3 separate regions of the Mus musculus genome follow, and regions 2 and 3 are each linked to region 1. A link is a loop called in an ENCODE intact Hi-C map of the cell type or tissue named here. Cell type or tissue: heart. All regions are shown on one strand.

Region 1 (8,000 bases):
AAACGGAATTTCATCATACCTGCAGTCACAAGGGGGTATGGCAGCTTACACCTGTCACTTTAGCGCCTGGGACAGCCTGGGCTACATACTGAGAGTTTGTCTCAAACAAAACAAAAACAAACAAACCAGGGGCTGGCAAGGCAGCTCAGTGGGTATAAAGGCGCTTGCTGTCAAGCATGAAGACCTGCGTTCAATCCCCAGGACCTATCTGGTGGCCCGTGAGAACCTTTTTCCACAGGCTGTGGTCCTGTTCCCATATGCACGCCCCCCCCCACCCACCCCCCACCCTGCTGCACTAAATACAGTTTGTTTGGTTTTTTTGTTTGTTTGTATGTTTGTTTTCTAGACAGGGTTTCTCTGTGTAACTTTGGCTGTCGTGTAACTCCTTCTGTAGACCAGGCTTGGCCTCAAACTCAAAGAGATGCCCCTGCCTCTGCCTCCAATCACCACTCTGCCTAAGTAATTTTTTTTTTTTTTTTGTTAAAACGAAAATGAAAACCAACAAAAGAAGCCATAGACCTTTGAAAGGTGGAAGTTTCCCACGGAGAAACACATCCGGAAACCCTCGAGGGCTTTTGGAAACTGCAGGGCCACCTCCAGGGCTTCTGATCTGGCGGCTGGAGCTGAGCCTGGAGGATTTGCTCGGTTAACAAGTTCAGGGAGGTGGCGCTGAAGCAACTCCACTCGGAGGAAAAAAAAAAAAAAAACTTGTCAATCATCCTCTGATTGGTTCCGAGTTAGGTCTGTGAGGGCGGTACAGGTACGGGCTCTTTGGAGTGGCGTCTAGGAGAGGAGGTAGCCTGTGACCCTGAGTGGAGCTGACTCTCTGGGTGAAGCTGGCCCCGGGGGTCGGGGGTCGCATCCTCTGGCTCACTTGATGCGCTGGTTTGAATCCATGGTCCCCAGTTGGTGGCTACTTGGGAGGATTAGGTGGTGTGGCCTTCCTGGAGGAAGTGTGGCCCTGGGGGCTGCCTTTGAGGTTTCTAATGGCTATTACCAGTTAGCATTCTTCATCCTGTTTTAGGTTCAAAATGTGAACTCTGGGCTGCTGCTGGCCCTGCCTGCTGCCTGCCACCTCCACTGCACCGTCATCGACTCTGGAACCTCAAGCCCCAAATCGACTGTTTTTTGGTTTTTGTTTTTGAGACAGGGTTTCTCTGTATAGCCCTGGCTGTCCTGGAACTCATTTTGTAGACCAGGCTGGCCTCGAACTCAGAAATCTGCCTGCCTCTGCCTCCCAAGTGCTGGGATTAAAGGTGTGTGCCACTACTGCCTGGCACCTGAGGAAACTCTTACTGAGTTCAAGATCTTCTGACGGAGATGCCAGAGAGTGAGGTGGTAAGTCAAAGCTATGGGGAGGCTGAGGCAGGGGGATTTCGAGGGCCTCACAGTGAAACCTTACAAGGAAGAGGAGGAAGAAAAAGAGGAGGAGGAGGAGGAAATAAGAAAAAAGAAAAGAAAAAGCCAATTAATTTATTATAGGGGACAGCATTGTGAATTCTTTTGGTTTAGAAACAGGGTCTCATGCATCCCAGGCGTCAGGATGACCCTCAGTAAATGCTGATGTTCCTCCCCCCACCTCCTGAATGCCGGGTTTATAGGCCCTGCCCAGTGTATAGCCCTATGGAGGTTGGACCCTGGGCTCTGCACATTCCAGGCAGGCCATGGACTACATACATCCTCAGCCTGACAATGGAGAATTCTGATTCAGATTAAAAACCTCTCACTATTCAGACCTTGAACTGTTTTTCAGTTGTTTCAAGAGCTTCCCCGCTTCCTTTGTTTTACTCCCCCCCCCCTTTTGAGCCAAAGTCTTGTTTATATAGCCCTTGTTTATATAGGCTGCCTTGCTCCAACTTGAGCTTCCAACTTGCAATCCTCCTGCCTCAGCTTTCTGAGTAGCTGAAATTATAGGAATCCACCATTGTACCTGGCTTAATATATAAAAAATAATATTTACATTATATATGCATATAATATAAAATATATAATTTATAGTAATATAGTAGAATATAATATATGCAAATGAGTGAGCTCAGACCCTTGGCAGGCAGGTGGAAGCCCCACAGGTCTCCTGGGATCTAGAGCCTGTCTACCCACAAAGATAGTAGGGTAAAAGGGTAGTGGAAACATTGTGTGGGACCCCCCCAGTGCCATTTCTGAAAGAAATTAGGCCGGATTTGGAATACCACCCTGACCTTGGGTTTTCTCTTACACACAGCTAGGCGCAATACCTGATGATACTAAATTACTGTAGCTTTCTGAGCTGACTTGGGCTGCACTCGCAGGCCCCTTGTCTGCTCCTGGAGGAGCAGACAAGCTCTCTCAGAACTTTTTTTTTTTGAGGGGTGGGGGAGAGGGAGGTAAGGACATTAAGCCCCTCCCCTCGCTGGCTCTACCCCTTTCAGGTCTACAAGAGGAATTAGGATTTAATAAACAGCTGTGGAGAGGCGGGCACAAACATCCGGCCTGGGAAGGGGAGGGCGACTCAGCCCGGGATGGGTCAAGTCCCTGAAGCACGGAGAAGCTTTGTCAGAGTAAGGGACCATACATAGGCTCAACCCTGGTGGCGAGTGGGGGAGGAGGCTTATCCGCCGGTACCTGTGTCCCAGCTCCTGTAGGCACTGGATGGAGCTGGGAGGTTTCCTACAGTGGGCAGTCTGATGCCAGGCTTCCACGCGGTACCGCTCTGGAAGTTTCTGCCTTCTTCTAGGTAAGATTCAGGATTGCAAGTGGTAATTCTGCAATAATTTCCATGTATTAGACACACCGTCCTTCCCGGACAGATAAGGAAACAGGCTCAGGGGAGCCACGGGATCTGCAAAGCCTGATATTGTCTGCCCAGTTCGGGGCTCTTCCAGCCAATGGTGCCTTCAACAGGTCCCTGAGCCCTAGTTCAGTGTGTGTTTATGCGCATGCGTGCGTCCGTGTGTTCCAGGCTCAGGAAAAGGCCAGAGGTTGGTGGAGGGTGTCTTCTATCATGCTCTCCACTAGTTTCTGAGACAGGGTCCCTTACTGACCCTGGAGCTCACTCTTTCTAATAGATTGCTGGCCAGTGAGCCCGGAGATCCTTCCGGTCTCCGCCTGCTCTGTGGTTACAGATACGCAAAGCCACACCCAGGTGTCCTCATGAGTGCCAGGGATCCCAGCTCGGGCCCTCACGCTTGCATAGCAATCCCTTTATCCAGCGAGTGTTGCCAGCCCTCGTTTCACTGTTTGGCCAACTTTGATTGGCATCTCAGTATCATAGATGTCCCCGAGCTCTTGGCTTGTGAGAACCAGATTGTCTCCTAACAGCACCTGCGGAGCAGGGAAAGCAGGTGAGATCCTGGCAAGGCTGCCTGAAGTGTTTTGCTCAGACAAGAGATTCTCTGCCATTTGGACGGAGCGGGGAGTCTCAACCAGGAATAAAGTGGGTGGATCTGAACAAAATTTCCCCTGACTGGAGAATTCTTAGGCAGGAATGGCAGGAAGCTGTGGCGCGTGGAGGTCGAGCGCCCTCTACTGCTAAAGAAGAAGATTGCATCCACGCGGAAGGACACCGAACCTGCTCAGCCCACGCTGTTTTTCCTGCTCCGAGTTTGTCTGCGTCCAGGTCAGAGCTGCATACAGTTGTCCCGCTCTCCCTGCGTTCACGTCTCATTGGATTGAATACACACCTTCGAGAAAAATCTGAGAAAGAAGGTGGTGGAAGGAGATAGCTGGATTTCGCAAGTTGTCCTTTGCCCTCCACACGTTCACCCCACAATATACAATTAATAGGAAATGTTTTTCAGGGCTGGTGAGATGGCTCGGTGGGTAAGCACTGACTGCCTTTCCAAAGGTCCTCATCCCAGCAACCACATGGTGGCTCACAACCATCCGTAATGAGCTTTGACGCCCTCTTCTGGTGCCTTTGAAGACAGCTATAGTGTTCTTACATATAATAAATAAATCTTTGGGGCAGAGCAAGCAGAGGTCCTGAGTTCAATTTCCAGCAACCACATGGTGGCTCACAACCATCTGTACAGCTACAGTGTATTCATATACATAAAATAAATCTTAAAAAAAGAAAGAGAGAAAGAAAGGAATGTTTTTCAAGGGCCAGGCACACCTCAGTTCTCTTTCCTGTTGGATGTGTTCGTTCCTGGATCTGCACCCGGTTGTGAGAGCGGGTGAGAACCCTGCTGCAGAGATGCGCTCAGAACTCGGGCTCAGAAAATTGTGCGTGGATGAGCGCCAGGAACGAGCTTTGGGCACAGATCCAAAGGAGCAGTGAGTTAAAGGCAAGGCAACTCTGGGATGGCTGACCCAGCATCCCTCTTGCTTGGTCACAAAAAATAATTTAAGAAATATGTCGCCAGGCAGTGGTGGCGCAGGCCTCTAATCCCAGCGTTTGGGATTAAACCTGCACAGCTGTTTTTTTTAACATTTACTATGTCTGTGGAGACCCTGGAAAGGTGAAGTTCCCGAACCATGGATCCTAGAAGGATCTTAGAGAGATCTAGCCGGTAACACAGACACACCTGTCTGGATGCCTTGCAAAAAACAACAAAACAAAATAACAACAAGAAAACAAACAAACAAACCAAAAAACCACAGTCGTGCCCTGCCCCCCTTCAGTCTGGTCAAGGAAGCAACTTTTATTCCTTATTTACACGCTATAACTTCCTCCTGAGACCAGCTTTATGGCCCTTTTGATACAGAGTGAACTGGCAAACTGCATGCAAATATGGTCACAGAGCTGGAAATGAAGGTGGTAGATTCTAATCTAATGCCAGGATCAGAGCTGCTGTGTCCAGTCTATGGGCACAATGGTACTTAGCTAGGACATCCTTACAGGTGTTAAGGAAAACAAGACAAGACAAACAAAGCAGGCCGTGTCTCTGCTCCCAGCACTCAGATGCAGAGGCAGGACGTCCTGGTCTACAGAGTGAGTTCCAGGCCAGCCAGATAGCTAGACCCTAACCCTAACCTGTCCTAACACAACAAAATAAAATGCATAAAATAGGGCTGCAGAAGTGGTCACCCAATAGTTTTTATCTAGTTTGTACAAAGCCCTTAGAGACTATATAAATATTCCCGGCACACAGTGAGGGGGGGGGCGGGGTGAGGAGCACAATGTTATCCTTGATACACAGTGTTATCCTTGATACATATCCTGGGCTACATCAGGCTACCTTGTCTCAAAGAGTAGGGGGAGGGAGAATAACTGAAGCTTTTTTTTTCTTTCTTTCAATTGTATTTTCGTACAGTAATTGTTAGGTGTTAAGCCTCTTGGGTTTTTTTGTTTGTTTGTTTGTTTGTTTGGTTTTTGTTTTTTTTTTTTGCTTATAAGGGTTTAAAAACCCCAAGATGTATATACATGTGGCAGTGCACACCTTTAATCCCAGCACTCGGGAGTCAGAAGCAGGAAGATTTCTGAATTGGAGGCCAGCCTGATCTACAGAGTGAGTTCCAGGACAGCCAGGGCTATACAGAGAAACTCTCTCTCAAAACAAAACAAAACAAAACAAAAACCAAAATTAGCACACTGAGCGCCAATATGAATAGTGATTATATATCAAGTGAAAAAAATGAGAACGTTGGTGCTACAGATACAGCATAGTGGTTAAGCCCTCTTCTTTTAAATTAATTAATTTATTTATATGAGTACACTGCAGCTGTACAGATGGTTGTGAGCCACCATGTGGTTGCTGGGGCTTGAACTCAGGACCTTCAGAAGAAGAGTCAGTGCTCTTAACCACTGAGCTATCTCTCCAGCCTGGTTAAGCCTTCCTACCAAAGACCTGAGTTCAATTACCAGCACATAAGTCAGGTGGTTCACACTTGGCTATAACACCAGCTTCAAGGGACCAGACCCTTGAAAACAGCAACAGGGGGCTTACCTTAGGCCCAAGGCCAGTCTCATTATGGTGAGTTCCAGACCAGATAGGAGTATATAGTGAGACCCTGTGTGGTGGTTTGAACAAGACACATCCCTCTTAGGCTTTGGAACACTTGGCCCCCTATTGGTGACATCATTTGGGGGAGGTTTGGGTGGTACAGTCTTGCTGCAGGTCAGACTTTGAGATTAAAAAAAGCCACCACCACTCACTGCCCGAGGTTGAGCCCTTAGGCTCCTGCTCCAGCCACTAGGCAGCTGCCAAAGCATGAAGCCACAAAAGAAAAGCATACAGTCTCCTCCCTGGTAATAGCATGGATCAAGAAACAATGCCAGACCCTGGGAAGAGGGCACCAGGCTCTCAAAGGCAGCTGCCCACCCTAGACCCCAGCTCTGAAGGACTCTGATCCTCACTGAACACCCCAACCCCCGCCCCGTGCCTCTCTTTTTCTCCTCTGCAGAATGGAGCTATAACAGAACTCAGAAGTGTTATGAAAACCCAGTGCATGACAGAAGCTCTAGAGGCTGGAAAATCCAGGAGGGCCAGGAAAGCCCAGCAGCTAGCCACGACGCCTTCTCACTGAGCCGTGGAGGAAGGCAGCAGGGCAGGAGAGGGCCATGCTCCATTTCCCAGCAACTTCACTCCGGATAGTCCGCCCCGGAAATGAAGACATGAAGCTCTCAATGAGGCTGCAGACCAGAGGCACTGCTGCACTGGTGTGTGTGGTTTTCCAAACTATGAAGAAAATATTCAAATCACAGAGTAGATTGGACTTCACTACCACACACAACACACACACAAATACACACTCACACCTTACATGCACACAGCACACACACACCGTATACACATAAGCATACCCCGTATACACCACATACACATAAGCACACTCCACAATGCACACACACAATTTATATATAGTATGTACACACACACACACACACACACACACATAGACGCGCTATACATACCCCACATCTGCACAGAACACACCATAAAAAAAAACCCACACAAAACATGGTTAGTTGTAATGAGATTGATTTAATAAATATTTATTGAGCATCTTACATTTAGGTGTTCTATAGCATATTCCCAGGCTCTGACTACATCAGTGAATGAATCAGAGAAGAGCCTACCCTCCTGTGGCTCACATTCCAGAAAACGAGCAGCCAGTTAGCATTGCCTGGTTAGTTATTCTACTTGTCCCTGTGATTGACACCTGTCAGAGCAGACCCTAGGGAGAGAAGGGTTTATTTTGGTTCATCGTTGGGGGTGGGGGTTACCCATCACAGTGAAGAAGGCAGGGACATGAGGCAGCGGTCACATCGTAGAAAACAGAACCAAAATTAAACAGTGAGAAAGGAATGAGAAAAGATTTTTTTTTGTCTTTATTGACTTTACTGTCTGTTTGGAGACAAGGTCCCACCTCTAGCCCAAGCTAGCCTCAAGTTAACTATGTGGCTGAAATTTGCCTTAAACTCCTGATCCTCCTCCTTCCATCTGATTACAAAGTTTTTAAATTAAAATAATGTCCGGCATGGTGGCACATGCCTATGATACTATCAACTGAGAGTCTGAGGCAGGAGTCTGAATTTGAGACCAACCTCAAGTACTTAGTGAAATCTTGTCATTGAAAACAAAAACTTGCCGGGCAGTGGTGTCGCACGCCTTTAATCCCAGTGCTTGGGAGGCAGAGGTAGGCAGATTTCTGAGTTCGAGGCCAGCCTGGTCTACAAAGTGAGTTGCAGGACAGCCAGGGCTATACAGAGAAACCCTGTCTCAAAAAAACAAAAACAAAAACAAACAAAAACAGATGGCTCAGTGGTTAAAAGCACTGACTGCTCTTCCAATGCTCCTGAGTTCAATTCCCAGCAACCACATGGTGGCTCACAACCATCTGTAATGGGATCTGACACCCTCTTCTGGTGTGTCTGAAGATAGCTACAGTGTACTTATATATAAAATAAATAAACCTTTAAAAAAATTAGTTACACTAGAGATCTATCTCAAACAAATAAATAACAGTGACTCCTATGTTTAATCCCAGCTCTCCAGAAGTAGAGGCAGACAGATCTCTGTGAGTTTAGGGCCAGTCAGGTCTACATAGCAAGTTCCAGGACAGCCAGAGTTCATAGT
Region 2 (8,000 bases), 260 kb before region 1:
ACACCAGAATAAAGTATTGACACTCAACTTGAGCCGCCTTCCCGACAAGCATATTCATTTGTAGCCCTTAAGTTCCTTCATCCAGTGGGACAGCACTGCTCTGCTGCAGGTTTTTCTCCTGGGAAGAGGCTGTGCCTGTTGATTCCCCTTCTTACCAAGAGAGGTTTGGCCCTTTCACAGCCCCTTTTTCTTAAAGGCCTCCGAAAGGGTGTTTGCATGCCTGTCTGTTGGCCCCTGCAACTGGAGTCACTCTACATTTGATTGTGAGCCTCCGTGTAGGAGCTGGAAGCTGAGCCCAACTTGTTTAAGTGCCCGTTGTTTAAAGGCGACAGAGTCAGTTGTAAACCATCTGACAGGCAGGAGGCAGAGAGAGCTACCCGGGACACTTTCAACAAGGCTGCACCTCCCAATCCTTCCAGCTGGGACCACAGCCTTTAGCTATATGGGAGCTTCTTATTCACAGCAGCCCGCCTCCCAAGGCCAGGAGTACACTCATGCCTCACTGGGGCCTGCTGAAAGGCACCTGAGCCATGGTAAACTGGAGATCCCCTGCTATTTGCAGTCCTAGGACACAGTGCTGAGCTAGATTATGTAAGTATAGCTGGGGGTTATTCACCAGTGTTTCTGCTTGAACCCACCTCACCTGTAACACTCTGTGGAACCTTGGCTGGCCTCAAACTCTAGAGATATGCCGGTCTGTCTACCTGGTGTTAAGATTGCAGAGGTATGCCACCAAGCCCAGATTTACATGTGTTCTTATATTAAGGGTCTAGGAACATTTAAAACTCATCTCGAACCACACGGGGAGCACATTCAAGGCAAGTGCACATTTTATGGTTTAGGAATGTTTATTCCACCCCTGAGCTAAGCAGTTACATCCGAAATGTCTGCACAGAGCCTTCACAACCATGGATGCAAGGTAAGGCAGCAAGCCCTCCACTTCAAGCTGGTCACCTGAGTGCTGGTTATCAGTCATTTCCATTGGAGAACTGTGGGATGCTGCTGTCACCTCCTGTAATGTCCTGTTCCCACAAGTGGGCCTGGAAACGGTCACTCCATTGCTTCTGCAACCTCCTCACCAGCACTGTCTGAAAGCTCTTCAACGGGCTCTCTGTCCAGCAGACAGCTTCTTGAGACAGACTTCTTGATGGCTTCCCGCTCTCCTACAGCAAAGGAAGATGTCCTAGGGCATCGTCCTCCCCGCTGAGCCTCAGTCCCTGCTTACGCTGGCCTGGCATTGCTTACCTTCGTCAGTGCAATTCTGCAACAAGATCAGCAGCTGTCTCCTGTTGTACTGGATCAGGAACTTCTGACAGGTTCTGATGGTACCTGGCACATGAAAGAGCTTTTGTGGACAATGGCTTGTGAAACGGTTACCGTCTTCCAGGGGGTGGGTGGTGGGAGGAACATCTTGTTCTCAGTGGATAGAAGCAAGACCCACCCACCTGGCAACTGCTCTGAACAACAGCCACCATCCACACCACCCGTACCTCCCACGTGTAATGTGTTGAAGAAGCACGGGTAACGGTGGCCTTTGTTCTCCAAATAGGTGATGAAAGGAAGAGCTGACCACACGAGCTGGTAGAAATCCTTCCGGCATCGCAGTAGCACGACTCCAGTGTAGGCATTGAGGTATCGGACTACAGGAGGAAGGGGAAATTGGGAAAGAAATTAAAATTCACAGAATTATACAGAAAAACCCTATCGTAGGCAAACGTCACATGGGAGGATGTGCTGGCATGGACCACCCCAGCCGGGATAGGGGTCCCTGGGATGTGGGTTCTCGAGGTCAGGTGGCTAAGGATTCGGTGGTGATAAACAAACAGAGGCAGTCTGAATCTGCGTGTATTTTGCAGCTCTCCGTCAAGGGTTTTTATACTTAGAGAAATAGGTGTTACAGCTCAGCTCGGAAAAGTTGTGTTCAGTGAAACAGCAAAATAGGACAGACATAACAACCACCTGGTACATCAAATACAAAATCATCCAAGTCACAACTTCAAAGAAAGGTGTTCTCAGTAAAACATACGAAAGTCATCTGAGGCTGGGGCAAATTCCCAAAAACATGCCAATGAATTTTTATGATCAGTTCCCTGTTCTGTAGCTCTTTAAACTGTTTTAATTTTTCCTATATAATACTTTCTTAAACAAGATACCAAAACCTATTTCTGATGACGCAGGTGCAGCCATATAAAATATTGTTGGGAAAGTTTATATTTATTAATACTATCTTACACATGATTTATAAAGAGAAGTGCTGTCTTTCCTGGAGATGAGGTCATGTTTAGTGACTCCATCTCAAGGGATGGTTTTGTAGTCATAATACTCGCTTAAGATCTTGACCTAGGCTATCAGGAACACCTCATATACAGGAAAAGGAATAGAAAACATAAAACTGATAAGTAGCCAAAAGATCTACGACTCAATAATTTTTCTCCTGTGAAGAGTTCCACAGCCTGTTCCAGGAGGTCTCCCCTTTTTGAGATCAAACGCCTCAGCCTGTGGAATTTGTCACACAGATCCTTACTAGAGGTGGTGTGGCAATGCACCACACTAAAGATTTGTAATCGTGTGCTGTTTTGCTTGCATGTATTTACACATTTGTGCCTGGTGTTGTCCTCTGGAACTGGAGTTTCAGACTATTTCAGATAGGAATCTTTCCTCTCCCAAAGACCGCTGAGCCCTCTCTCCATCTCCACCTAACATTCTTGAAAGTGGCTTTTTTGTTTTGTTTTTGTCTGCTTTTAGACAGTCCAGTTAGGACTTCCTGGCTGGCCTGGAACCTGCCTTTGCTCCCTGGGGACTGCTAGGATAAAAGCATGGGCCGCAGCACCCAGCTTGAAAGGAAACGTTAAGGGAAACCTTCCGCCCTCAAGAAGTCGCTGACCACTCAGGTCAATGAATGGAGAGAGAGCCCAGCTCCACCGTAATTAACATTAACGCTGCAGGGGGAAAAAAAATCCTTGCCGGGGAAACGCCTGTTTTCCTGTAGAGCTCAGCGAAAGCAAGAAAACTTTGTGGTTTTATGTATGTTTGATTCTGCATAGTTCAAGTGTGCTTGCGGAATTAGGAGCTAAACTAAGAAGCGACATTCTGAGAAAAACAAAGCTTCCATCCTGCGTTTCCATATGAGAATTACTGTCTAGTCTGTTCGAGCTCGCAGCCGGGTTTAAACTTTGAGGGATACATTTGACATTTTAAAACGTGCTAACGTGACCTGTCAAATCATGGCTCTTAGGAATTCTACATGGCTACTTTCATTTAGCCTAGTGAATTCAACACCCATCTTCCACTAAAACGGGCAGTAAACGGAATCCCCCAACTCAACCCACCCCGGCACACACACCGGGGGCTGGGTATTGAACTTTTTGCCTTGTCCCACTGCGCGATCGGCACCTTCTGTTCAGTTTTCGACCCGCCGCACTCCGATTTTCTAGAACCCTCCACTATCGTACAAAACGCGACACACTGGCCGGGCCTCGCCCTGGCAAAGCGCGCCCCGCACTGCATCCGCAGCGCCCTCGTACCTGCAAAGCCCACGGAGCAGGCGGCGGCGCCGAAGGCCCCGTGCACCCGGGCGATCGTGTCGCGGACCAGCCCGCCCAGCACGCGGTCGTCCAGGCTCAAACGGCAGCGCGCGTCCTCGGACACCAGCTCGCACAGAAGGTACCTGCGGCGACAGCGGGGTGAGCGCGGCCCGGGTCGCGGGGACGGCGCGGGGACAGCGCTGCTTACCTGTGCTTGAACCGCACCATGGCGTCCGCGCCGGATGCGGGAGGAAGGCGGCACTAGGCTCGGACAGGCAGCGTGCCCTGTCAATCTCCACGCTCCGCCTCCCGCGGCGGGCGTAAGAGCGCATGCGTTCGCCTCCGGCCGGCGCTGGGGATTTTCCACACAAGTTCTGTGCGCTCAGAGTCCCCCAAGTGAACGTTTAAGGTCAGCCCTGCACTTAAAGTCCGAGAGTGTCGCACGATCTGGGACCTAAAAGTCAGAGCACAGGTTTTCCCATACAGCCAAATACGCGAATTCTTTGAGGGGATTTCGACAGTTTTGTGGAGGGGAGTTCTTTTCAAGTGGTTTCCAAAAACAATATAGTATCCTCCCTCCCTCTCTTCCTGGTTTCTTTTTTTCCTCAAGCTAACCCCAGACTGACTGTGTAGCCAAGACGACCCCGAACTTCTGATCCCCTGCCTTTTCCTACGAAGCGCTGGCATTACCAACGCGTCCCACCACACCCAGCCCTCTGTTTTCTGTTAAGAATAGAGGATTATGTTTTAAAATGAAGAACAGAGGGTTAAGGTTTTTAATGCGTTTTTCTAGCCCATTCCCTTGAATACCTTTGTGTGATTAATAAATGATAAATTATTATTGTTGTTGTTGGGTTTTTGATACAGCGTTTCTTTCTGTAGCCCGGGCTGTCCTGGAACTCACTCTGTAGACCAGGCTGGCCTTGAACTCAGAAATCCGCCTGCTTCTGCCTCCCGAGTGCTGGGATTAAAGGCCTGCGCCACCACTGCCCAGCATTTAAAAAACAAACAAACAAAAAAAAAAAAAAAAAAAAAAAACAGGGTCCCACTCTATCTACCTAAGGCTAGCTTGGAGCCCAAAGCAATCCTGCCTCAGCCTCCTAAGGACTAGGACTACAGGGGTGTGCTACACTTCATTTATCTTGCATGTTAAGTGCATATTCTTTTTTAAAATTTATTATTATATCTAAGTACACTATAGCTTTCTTCAGACACACCAGAAGAGAACATCAGATCTCATTACAGATGGTTGTGAGCCACCACGTGGGATTTGAACCCAGGACCTTCAGAAGAGCCTTCACTCCAGCCCCTAAGTCCATATTTTTTTAAAGATTTATTTATTATTATATGTAAGTGTAGCTGTCTTCAGACAATCCAGAAGATGGAGTCAGATCTCATTACGGATGGTTGTGAGCCACCATGTGGTTGCTGGGATTTGAACTCCGGACCTTCAGAAGAGCAGTCAGGTGCTCCTACCTACTGAGCCATCTCACCAGCCCTAAGTGCATATTCTTAATGGTGTGACTCAGTGAGGTGGATTTGTGTGACTGCCACCCTATTAAGATGTAGATAAGGTTCAGTGCTCCCCAAATTCCCAGGCCCTTGCCAAAACCTTTAGTGGGAAGGAGCCATCATCCCCATTTCTGGAGAGATAGGTTTTGCCAGGCCTTGGCCTGGACATATATGTTTTAAGCATGCAACATGCCTGTAAGTCCGCTGCTTGACTCTATTTTCCTGTCGCCGGTGCTGCTACAGACATTCCTCACGTGCTCGGTATTGCATGTTTTAAGTGCACCACTAAGTCGGTCAGCATTGCCTTAATACACATTGTCTACAGATTTTCTTGTTATCCTGGGTTTCTTGGTGCCTGGCTTTGTAGCAGGGTCATTTTTGAAAATTAGATTTATTTATTTGTTGTAGAAATGTGGAGGTGCGTATTTGCCACGGCCGGAGGTGGCGATCAGAGGACGACTTTGGGAAGTTGGTTCTCAGGACCTCCGTTATGTGTACAGCTGTCATGGCCTCGCCTGGCCAGGTGTGGTAACGTAAAGCAAGACTTATATTTCACAGCTGACTATTTACAAGATCCGAAATCAGTTTTCAGTCTTCTCTTAGCCACAGCTTTAGGGGACCACAGATGTCCCTTCGCAGACTGCCATTCACTATTGCAATCAAGAGGCAATCATCGTCCACAGCCAGCGGCCGGTAGGGGGTGCCAGAGGCCCACTGTGTAGCTCGCCACACTCCCCACTCTCTAAAAATAGCACCAGTGCCTTTATCCTAACCCTGAGACCATTTTATAGATGCGGTCCGGGCCCAGGCCCAGAATTTAACCTTGAAAGCATTGGTCTCCAAACTCCCTGCTCGGATCCACTCCGATGCTCACTGCCCACCTGCTGTAACGTAGCCACAGGCGTGGGTTCGGATCCCCGGTCTTCGTCCTCCGGCCCGGTGCTGTCAGGGACCACACCGCGTCTCCAAAGCAGAGCTTCCCCTTCTAGTTCCGATTATTAAGAATTATTAGGATGGAGGTGTAGGTGGGATTGCACCGGCACGGGAGGGCGGGTGCCTAATAAACAAACAACGGCGAGCGGCTGTCACCCAGAGGAAGCACCCTGATCCGGGCCAGCCGGGAAGTGCGGGCCAGACGCCTCCCGGTGGGCCGGCGGCGGCGACGTGTCGTCGCAGCCTCTCCCGGTGGTAATTAGCCCCCGCCCTCGGCTCCGCCAGCCGCTAATTACACGTCTCCTAATGAGGCCGGCGGCTGTTTGCAATCACCCGGGTCCCCGCCGCGCGGGGGCGGGAGTCGTGGGCCGGCGTCAGGCGGAGGAAGGGGCTGAGGCTTAGAGAGGCGGACCTACGCAGGCATGACTCACGCGGGGATGGAGCCTAATCCCCGCTGAGCCCAAACCTGTGCGTCGTCGAGCCCATTCATCACCCACCGCCCTCATCCTGTATCCTGGGGTGGTTTCGCTTACTATTTATTACCGTGGTTATGGAAAGACTGGGCCTAGCCCAGGTCAGATGGTCAGGTGTGCGTGGGCCGGATCAGGGTGAGTGGGCGTTTGGGGGTCCCCCCCCACACTTTGGGTTTGTCGGCCCCCACTGCTACGTTGCTGGCCCAAAAGGTTAGCTCCGGCTACGCCTTCCAAAAACCTACTTTGAAACAACTAACGAAACCGTTATCAGACTAAAAGTTTAGATAACTGTCTAAGAAGAGGTTGGGATAGTTGCTAAAATGATCAATCAGGGGTCAGGTGAGACGATGGGGAAGGGAGCTTGCGGTCAAGCCCTGATCAAGATCTGAGTTGGATCTCAGGGACTGGCATAGGAAGCCCTAGAAAGGTGTTCTCCGACCTCCGTATGTGTACACGTGCCTCCTCCTAAATAAATTTAATTACATGGGAGCGGCAGGAGGCAGGAGGTGTGTGTGGCATTATGTAGATCCTGTTATCCTTAAAACTCATGGAAGGTCCACCCATCTCTGCCTCCTGGGGGGCTGGGATGAAAGGCATGAACTACTAGGCCCAGTTTTAGGGTGCTTTTATTTTGAGGTCCTGGGGAATATGTTGTGGGTGCTTAGGCAAGGGTTCTGCTGCCAAGATACACCCCCAGCCCTGATGCTTTCTCAGGCACATTGGCATCGCGGGAGTCTCTTTTAAAGAGTCTAGATGCTGCAGCCACACAGGATGCTGGCCCAGGACACTTGAACCTGCGTGGCTGTTTTCCCAGCAGCCACTGTGTGCCTTGTGTGCCTCTAAGTCTATCCTTAAGCAGCCACTACCCTGTGCGCCTCTAAGTCTATCCTTAAGCCTAGTTACTTGTTTCTTTTTCCCTTTGGATTGTTTGTTTGTTTTTATTTTTTTAAGTCATTAAAATAATTTGTATAGTTAAATGCCTCTTAAATATACATGATGTCTTGTTTTTAAAAAATTTTTTAAATCTTTGCTTCCTTCTCGCTCCGGCTCAAAGATTTATTTATTTATTATATGTAAGTACACTGTAGCTGTCTTCAGATACACCTGAAGAGGCATCAGATCGAATTACAGATGGTTGTGAGCCACCATGTGGTTGCTGGGATTTGAACTCAGGACCTCTGGAAGAACAGTCAGTGCTCTTGACCGCTGAGCCATCGCTCCAGCCCTTGTTTTTTAATTTTTTTAAACAATTTTTATTTACATTAGTGTTCCTTCTCCATGTGTGTCTGAGTGAGTGTCAGGTCCCCTAGAACTGGAATTGCACAGTTGTGAGCCGCTGGGGTTTAACCCTCGTCCTCTGGAAGCGCAGCCAATGGTCTTAAGCGCTGAGCCATTTCTCCAGCCCCGCTGTTGTTTAAAAGAAAAGAAGAAATGGGTATGGAGACAATTTAAGTCAAATTGTAGTTTCTATTTGCCTGGCCAGGGTTCTAGGGAACCACTGTGTGGGAGAATGCTAAAGAACATTTCCTCCTGAACCTAAGATGGAGCCCTGAATCTT
Region 3 (8,000 bases), 190 kb before region 1:
TGTTCCTCTGTAAGTGAATGGATTAACAAAACAAAACACACACACACACATAAACAAAAACTCAACCAAATAAACAAAAACCCATAAAACTGTGATATACCCAGGGGACTGTGCTGGAAATATCAGGCTGTGAGGCCACCCACTAGGGAGGAGCTGCGGGGGGGTGTCTGCATGGGTCAGACTTGCAGACCAGAAGCCCCCAGAGCTTCCTTACAGAGATGGAGTGTGGAGGTGGGGACAGCGCAGCCTCGAAGCAAGGGTGATGAGGAGGGGCCCGGCCCCAATGTCCTTTGCTGGCTCTGACTGCCACTCTCTACACCCGTTTCTGTCCCCTCCCAGAGTTTGTCCGGATGATGTCTCGCTGAGGCCCCCGAGGGGCTCCTCCAGGTCTGCCAACTCCCACAGGCGGGGAGAAGAGCTGAGCTCGCCTCACCCCCGCAGTAGCTGCCGAAAGCCCAGGATGTACTGGCGGATGGGGCCTGCCTGCACCCTGGGGAGGTGCCCACCCCGGACCCCCCCACCCCTCCGCACTGTGAAAGACTCACAACTCTTGCAACTGGAAAAAGGGGGCGCCCGCCGGCGAGGAGGCCACAGTGCCAAGCCGGTAGAGGACATGCAAGGCACCAAGTGCCATGTGCCCAGCCGCTGCTGGCTGGCTGGGTGGGCCAGGGAGCCGGCCAGCAGACCCCACACAGCATGTGTGCCCCAGGGCAGAGCCTCTCAGCGCCTTCCTGATGCCCGTCCCAGCTCGCCTAGCCCTTTGATCTCAGAACCAATAAAAAAAAAACCGAGAATGACAGAGAGGGTGGTCCTTGCTTTGTGCCCGATATTCACCTTTTCCCAGAATCTCCTGCACTCCCAGAACTGGGTGGGTTTTCTTACATGCCACATACATTGACTGAGTGCTCTTTATCCAGAGACTTCCGCTCTAGTATATTACATAGGCTGGAAATGTGGCATCTTTGTGGGTATGGGTGGGTGGGTTTTCGAGATAAGGGTTCTCTGCATTGCCCTGGCTGTCCTGGATTTTGCTCTGCAGACCAGGCTGATTTCAAACTCAGAGATCCACCTGCCTCTGCCTCCTGGGTGCTGTGATCAAAGGCCCACCACCCTGGAAACGTGGCCTCTTCTAAGAAGACTGCTGTGGCAATTAAGCTGGGCGGCTCTTCCAGTAAGATCCAGTTCTTTGTTTCTTGGCTAAGTCTCTAGCTGGCCTCTCACCAACCCATGAATAACGAATAACTTCACTATTATTATGATTATTATTATTGCTACTATTATTATTTATGAGGACAGGCATTTTGCCTGTGTGTATGACTCTGCACTGTGTACATTCCTGGTGCTCATGGGACCAGAAGAGGCCCTGGGTCCCATGTTACTGGAGTTACCAGATAATTTATAAGCTGCCATGTGGGTGCTAGGAATTGAACCTACGTCCTCTGGAAGAGCAGCCAGTGCTCTTAGCCTATGAGCCATCTCTCCAGCTTTGACCTTAATCCTCTGATTCTTCACACACAGGCCCCTATCTCAGGAGGGCTGGTGTTACACGAGTGCAAAATGGCACCTGGTTATGCGGTGGAGTGGATCAAGCAAGCGTTCTGCCATAGATCGCCCTTATTTCCTTCTAACAGAGGGCAGGAAAGACAAGGTGGTCTGAGGAGGAGGTGTGTACTGGGGAAGGAAGCACCTAGCAGGGGCCATATCTCCTCCTGAGTGCCAGGAGACTCCAGGCTGGTCAGGGAGACAGACATGCTGGAAACACATTCAGAGCTGATTACAGAGCGTGACCCTGCATGGAGGGAAGCAGACCGGAAGCAGACCGGAAGCAGACCCTGCACAGACAGGAAGCAGGGCATGAAGAGGCCTAGCCAGCCCCAGAGAGGTGAGAGGAAGTGGTGTCAAGGGCTTTGCCCTGGAGGAAACCTCACTGTGTGTGATGATCCAAGACAGGCAGCCGCTCTGTTGGCAGTTAGGCCTTGGGTTTGTTTACTGTGTGACTCTGGGTAGTCGTGTGCCAGTGTGTGCCCTCTTGGAACCTGTTTCCTGTGTTTAATGAGGCGAGTCTACAATGGGGGACCATTGGCTTCTGTCATTTGCAGAGTGCCCTGACTTTTGCGACCTGGCAAAAGAGAGCCACTGTAATCAGTGGGTTTAGTGTCCACAACTGATGGGTTGAAGGATCTTAGAGATGTTTGGGAGTTGTTTGGGATCTTGGACAGGCTTGGAGCATACTTGGGTGGACAGGGGATTAGTTAGAGTCCTGCAAGTCTTTATTTCCCTCCTACAGCATGTTAAAGACTCACGGCAAGGGTTTTTTTAGTTACATGTGTTTATTTATCTCGTGTGCATGTCTGTGGGTGTGTGCAGGAAGGCCAGAGGATGGCGTTTGAGAGTCAGCTCTCTTACTACCATGTGGTTCCTGGCCCTCAGGTTGTTAGGATTGGCAGCAAGAGCCTTCACCCAATGAGCCAGCTCACCAGCCTACCTGAGGACTCACTCAGTCACCCATTTGGAATCCACCCCTGATTCTGATGCCATCCTAGGGGTTAGGACTGTCATTTTCCGTCCTTAACCAAATCTCAGAAGATTCCAATGCTAACCGTGGGCCACGAACTCCACGGTAAGTTCCAGCCAGGTAGATACAGGTGTGCTTCCAGGCACCTGAGGCAGGAGGGAGGGCTAAAGGAGAGAGTGGGGAGAGGGAGGGAGAGGGCACTCTGTGCCCCAGGTGTCACAGTTGAGGGAGGACACTTAGACCTGGCAGGAAACGTGGCAAGGCCAGTGGGCCCCCAGCCAAACACGCCTGGGTAATCTCCACGTCCCAGAGGCCAGCAGGGCTGGAAGCTCCAAATTCTAATAATCCAATTCTGACACTAAGCCCTTGGCTCTGTGCCTCACTCGGGCCTACAGTTCTCCTGTACTGGCTTAACTCTGCCCAGGGACTCCAGATCAGTGCATTTCAGAAATGTAATGGCTTTGTGAGGCGATTTGAAGAGAAAGGGCCTCTGTAGACAGCTCCCTGAGCAGGCAGGGGGAGCCCTCCAGAAACCGGCCAAGGAGAGAGCAGAGCACACAGTGAGCTAGGACAGCTCCATGCCTAGTGTGTGGCCTCTTAAAATCATAAACACAGCAGCTGTGACAAAGGGACTAGAGAAAACAGTCCGGTCCTGCTGAAAGGACTTTTGAGTACTTAGGCAAGAAGCCAGGGAGTAGGTCTCTTCTCTGAAGCCTGGGGCCCCTCCCTTGCATCTTAGCTATGCCCTTGCCACTTAGCTCCACTTTTACATCTTAGCTCTGTCCTTTCACTTTAGCCCTGCCCTTGCATCTTAGCTCCGCCTTTGCAATGTAGCTTCTCCTTGGATCTTCTCTCCTCCTTTGCATTTTGGCTCCTCCCTTGCGTTTTAGCTCCGCCCTTGTACTTTAGCCCCTCCCTTGCACTTTAAGCCCTTCCCTTGCATCTTAGCTCCGCCCTTGCATTTTGGCTCCTCCCACCCACCTGGATATTTTAAGGATCAGAATTCCATGACTTCTAGAACCAAGATGCATTTTCCTAGGCAAGGGCTCCTTTTGCTACCCAGGGCACTCCTCTAATACCCCTTCTGGGACAGCTCCAAGTGTCACCTTAGAGCTGGGCCTAGTGGCACACGCTTATAATTCCAGCACTCAGGAAATGGAGAAGGGAGGGAGGGTTGTGAATTGGAGGGCAGCCTAAACTACATAATCACACACACACACACACCACCACCACCACCACCACCACCACCACCACCACCACCACCACCACCACAGGTTAAAAATATAACTAAAACAAAGATGTAGGAGCTGGAGAGATGGCTTGCTTAGTAATTAAGAGTCGGTACTGTCCTTCTAAAAGACCTGAGTTCAAATTCCAAAAACGGCTCGCAACTGCCTGTAACTGCAGCTCCGCGAGATCTGGTGCCCCCTGCTGGCCTCCACAGACACTGAATTCATGAGCACAAACCAACACGGAGACACATACACAAAGCTGAAGAAGAAAAAAACAAACAAACAAACAAACAACAAAACTGAAAACTCTTAGGAAAAGTCCGTAGGTTATGTGGGCAACTGTTGTCGTTTTCTGCGGGGATCTTGAGGTTTCATGAATTCTGTGATGGGAGCGGCAAGTTCTGAAGCTTATCCCGTGGGTACTGGGGGAAGATGTATACAGGACGCCCTTGGGATTGTGCCTGTAAGTACACCCGGTGGCCCCTGTCACAGTGTTCACTATTAATGCTGTACCTCCTGTTATGTTTGCCTTCTCCGGAGAGTCTTCTTGCCTCAGTGTGATTTCCTGTTGCAGGAAAAAGGATGGGAAAGGGCTAGAGAGATGGCTCAGTGGTTAAGAGCATCGACTGCTCTTCCAGAGGTCCTGAGTTAAATCCCCAGCAACCACATGGTGGCTCACAACCATCTGTAATGGGATCTTATGCTCTCTTCTGGTGTGTCTAAAGAGAGCAATAGTGTACTCATATAAATAAAATAAATAACCTTTTTTTAAAAAAAGGATGGAAAGACAGTCATGAAATTCACTTTGAAAGGTTTCTTCTTCTTCTTCTTCTTCTTCTTCTTCTTCTTCTTCTTCTTCTTCTTCTTCTTCTTCTTCTCCTCCTCCTCCTCCTCCTCCTCCTCCTCCTCCTCCTCCTCCTCCTCCTCCTTCTCCTTCTTCAAGATTTATTTTATTTATATGAGTACACTGTAGCTGTCTTCAGACACATCAGAAAAGCACGTTGGATCCCATTACAGATGATTGTGAGTCACCATGTGGTTGCTGGGAATTGAACTCGGGACCTTTGGAAGATCAGTCAGTGCTCTTAACCGCCAAGTCACCTCTCCAGCCCCCAAGATTTATTATCCTTTTAAAAAGATTTTATTTGGGCTGGAGAGATGGCTCAGTGTTTAAGAGTGCCGACTGCTTTTCTGAAGGTTGTGAGTTCAAATCCCAGCAACCACATGATGGCTCATCCATAATGAGATCTGATGCTCTCTTCTGGGGTATCTGAAGACAGCTACAGTGTACTTACATATAATAAATAAATAAGGGCTGGTGAGATGGCTCAGTGAGTAAGAGCACCCGACTGCTCTTCCGAAGGTCAGGAGTTCAAATCCCAGCAACCACATGGTGGCTCACAACCATCCATAACAAGATCTGGCTCCCTCTTCTGGAGTGTCTGAAGACAGCTACAGTGTACTTACATATAATAAATAAATGAATCTTTAAAAAAAATAAATATTTTTTTAAAAAGATTTTATTTTATGCGTATGAATCTTTGCCTGCCCGTGTGCATATATGAGTAGCACGTGCATGCTTGGCACTGTCAGAGGCCAGAAGATGGTGTTGGATCCCCTGGGACTGAAAATAGAGGGTTGTGGATGCTGGGAAGCAAACCCAAAGACCTTGCAAGAGTAGGTCTTAACCACCCTCTGCAGCCCCGACTTTTAAATTTTAAAAATTATAGCCGGGCAGTTGTGGCGCACGCCTTTAATCCCAGCACTTGGGAGGTAGAGGCAGGTGAATTTCTGAGTTCGAGGCCAGCCTGGTCTACAGAGTGATTTCCAGGACAGCCAGGGCTATACAGAGAAACCCTGTCTCGAAACACCCCCTCCCCCCAAAAATTATATGTATGTGTGTACATGCACGCATGCGTGGGGGTGTGGGTGGGTGTCTGGGCATGTTGTGAGTGCTGTGCCCACAGGGGCCAGAAGAGGGCATCAGATCCCCTGGAGCTGGAGTTAAACAGTGGGTTGGGAGTTGTCTGGGAGTTGTCTGTCCTGGGTGCTGAGGACCAAAACTCCCTGCAAGAGCCTCGAGAACTTTTCACCACTGACCCATCTCTCCAGCCCCAGTGGGATTAACACCCGCACAGGAACCTCCCGTTGGCAGTGACGAACTCATCTTCACTCAAATCTGGGCTCTGGCTCAAATGTCTGGAAATAGTTCAGACCTCAGGGTCCTGCAAGGTACCTGGCAGGTTCAGATTGCACACGCGCGCTGTCCCCGCACTCCTTGCGGAGGTGTCTGTCACCTGATCCTGCTTCCGGCCCACTATCGCTTGTAGAATGAGGACCGGGTTCTGAGTTTGGGTTGGAATAGAAAATGCTCCCCACAGGATATACAACACTTGGTCCTGCCTGCTGGCAGCCCTTCTTCTGGAAGTGATGGGAATTGGGGGCGGGGCAATAGAAAGTAGTTCAGGGCGGGGGGCGGGGCGGGGGGGGCGCATAGTCCATTCTGTATTCTTTTTCCCTGCTTCCTGCTTCCACCACAGGGTGAGGAAGCTTGTCAACACACCACGTTCCCTAGACTATGATGGTGTCCCAAAATTTGTGGGGCTAAGCAACCATGGCTAACCCCCATCACCACGAGCCAGACTATATTATACCTTTTCTACTTGGCGTTACTCCATCTGGCATTTTGGTCACAGCTATGCCAGGAGAACTAATAGGCCTTCCTTTAGCCTCATTCGTGATTATTAGCCATACCCAGTTTATGGGTGGGCAGTTACAAGGAACTAGCTCCTTTAGGGGCTGGACAGATGACTCCACAGTTAAGAGCACTTACTGCTCTTGTACAGGCCCTGGGTACAGGGCCAGGGCTTGGGTTATCTGGCACCCACATAAGGGCTCATAACCGTCTGTAACCCCGGTTGCAGGGGATCCAACACCCTCTTCTGACTTCTGAAGGCACCAGGCAAACATGATGTACCTACAGTTATGCATACAGATAGAAGGAAGGAAGGAAGGAAGGAAGGAAGGAAGGAAGGAAGGGCCATTAGGGAGGCAGAGGCAGGCAGATCTCTGTGAGTTCAAAGCCAGCCAAGGCTTTATAGTGATACCCTCAAAAAGAAAAAAAGAAAAGAAAAGAAAAGAAAAGAAAAGAAAAGAAAAGAAAGAGCGAGCCCGTGCATGGTGCTTAGAGAGTGTGGCTCAAAACCTTTACACATACAGTTCTCTCTGCCTGAGATTTTCTTTGAGCTAGGCTTAAAGGTCTCCCTCTTGTCTTAGAAGGACTGAAGCCCACACCACAGCTTTAAGCTCTCCTAACGGGAGTGTCCTGTGGTACAGGGACAGGTGACAGCAAACTCCTCTGATCTCAGCATATAGGAGGCTGTGAGACAGGAGGTCACAGGTTCCAGGCCAGCCTGGGCTACAGGCAAGACCCTGCCCCCAAGTACAAAAAAAAAAAAAAAAAAAGCAAGCAAGCTTGCCCTCTGTGCTGGGTGCACAGACCCAGCTAGGTAGGTTGAGGTGTTTTCTTCACACTCACAAAGCCCTGGGTTCTATCCCCAGCACTCTGGAAACTGACAGTGGTGGAGTGTGTCTGCAGTTCCAGCACTCCAGAGGTGAAAGGCAGGAGTTCAAAGTCACCCTCAACTGCAGAACAAGTTGAGCTCAGCCTGGGATACATGGGACCCTTTCTTTTTTTCTTTCTTTCTTTCTTTCTTTCTTTCTTTTTTTTTTTTTTTTTTTTGTTGTTGTTGTTGTTTTTCGAGACAGGGTTTCTCTGTGTAGTCCTGGCTGTCCTGGAACTCACTCTGTAGACCAGGCTGGCCTCGAACTCAGAAATTCATCTGCCTCTGCCTCCCAAGTGCTGGAATTAGGATCCTTTCTTTAAAAAAAAAAAAAAAAAAAAAAATCCAATGCATTCTTATCAGTTAACACAGTTAAAATCGGTTATCAGAAGTCTGTGGTGAGCTTAGAGATAATTAACTTCTCAGAAGAGGAAAACCAGGCATGGTGGGAAGCCACTTGCCCAAGTTCCCATCCCTAGTCACACTGGCCTATCAGCCTCTTCTGTGAGTTCTATCCTCTGCAGGGCAGCAGAGGCCGGCCAGCCCAGCCTCCTTTCTGCTGCTGCTGAAGACCCAGGTAGTTTCCCACTGACTGGAAGCTGAGGTGCCATGGGCAGGTCCTCAGCCTCTCTGGGTGGCTCTGATCCCTCTGGCTCGAAGAGAACCTAGGTGAAGAAACTTGGCTTTGGG

Evidence for each region. A loop is a pair of places that touch in the nucleus more often than their neighbours do. Peaks named below come from ENCODE experiments on the same cell type or tissue, not always from the same donor. Only the 100,000 strongest peaks of a DNase experiment are listed, where the experiment ranks them.
Region 2: a loop joins it to region 1, with 10 times the contacts of the local background. A loop is called at or near these places in 23 of 42 quality-filtered maps.
Region 3: a loop joins it to region 1, with 2.4 times the contacts of the local background. A loop is called at or near these places in 6 of 42 quality-filtered maps.

Annotation. Positions count from the first base shown.
Region 1 is chr5:114,974,901-114,982,900 of GRCm38, reverse strand. Hnf1aos1 (a long non-coding RNA gene) reads right to left here. Exons shown (of 6, transcript XR_878697.3): 2 at 3,548-3,672; 3 at 2,602-2,741; 4 at 520-683. Among named protein-coding and RNA genes, the nearest start is that of Hnf1a, 7.8 kb to the right of the region's middle. In heart, CTCF peaks have their summits at 3,324 and 3,525 (motif pointing left); DNase peaks (open chromatin) are centred at 3,120, 3,140 and 3,440; H3K4me3 peaks cover 1,763 bases; H3K27ac peaks cover 1,663 bases.
Region 2 is chr5:115,233,802-115,241,801 of GRCm38, reverse strand. It overlaps Pop5 (processing of precursor 5, ribonuclease P/MRP family (S. cerevisiae)), which reads right to left and starts at 5,951. Exons shown (of 6, transcript NM_026398.4): 1 at 5,918-5,951; 2 at 3,733-3,978; 3 at 3,525-3,667; 4 at 1,491-1,640; 5 at 1,246-1,329; 6 at 830-1,163. The coding sequence starts at 3,752. The coding sequence ends at 1,051. Rnf10 (ring finger protein 10) reads left to right here. Exons shown (of 17, transcript NM_016698.2): 17 at 1-32. In heart, a CTCF peak has its summit at 3,848; DNase peaks (open chromatin) are centred at 2,814, 3,811, 5,781 and 6,291; H3K4me3 peaks cover 3,327 bases; H3K27ac peaks cover 2,042 bases; H3K27me3 peaks cover 276 bases.
Region 3 is chr5:115,161,488-115,169,487 of GRCm38, reverse strand. It overlaps Cabp1 (calcium binding protein 1), which reads left to right. Exons shown (of 6, transcript NM_001310712.1): 6 at 340-797. The coding sequence ends at 365. It overlaps Gm35465 (a long non-coding RNA gene), which reads right to left. Exons shown (of 2, transcript XR_387598.3): 2 at 4,033-4,312. Among named protein-coding and RNA genes, the nearest start is that of Gm35465, 6.0 kb to the right of the region's middle. In heart, CTCF peaks have their summits at 3,033, 3,946 (motif pointing left) and 5,711 (motif pointing right); DNase peaks (open chromatin) are centred at 2,817, 5,817 and 7,917; H3K4me3 peaks cover 1,082 bases; H3K27ac peaks cover 2,510 bases.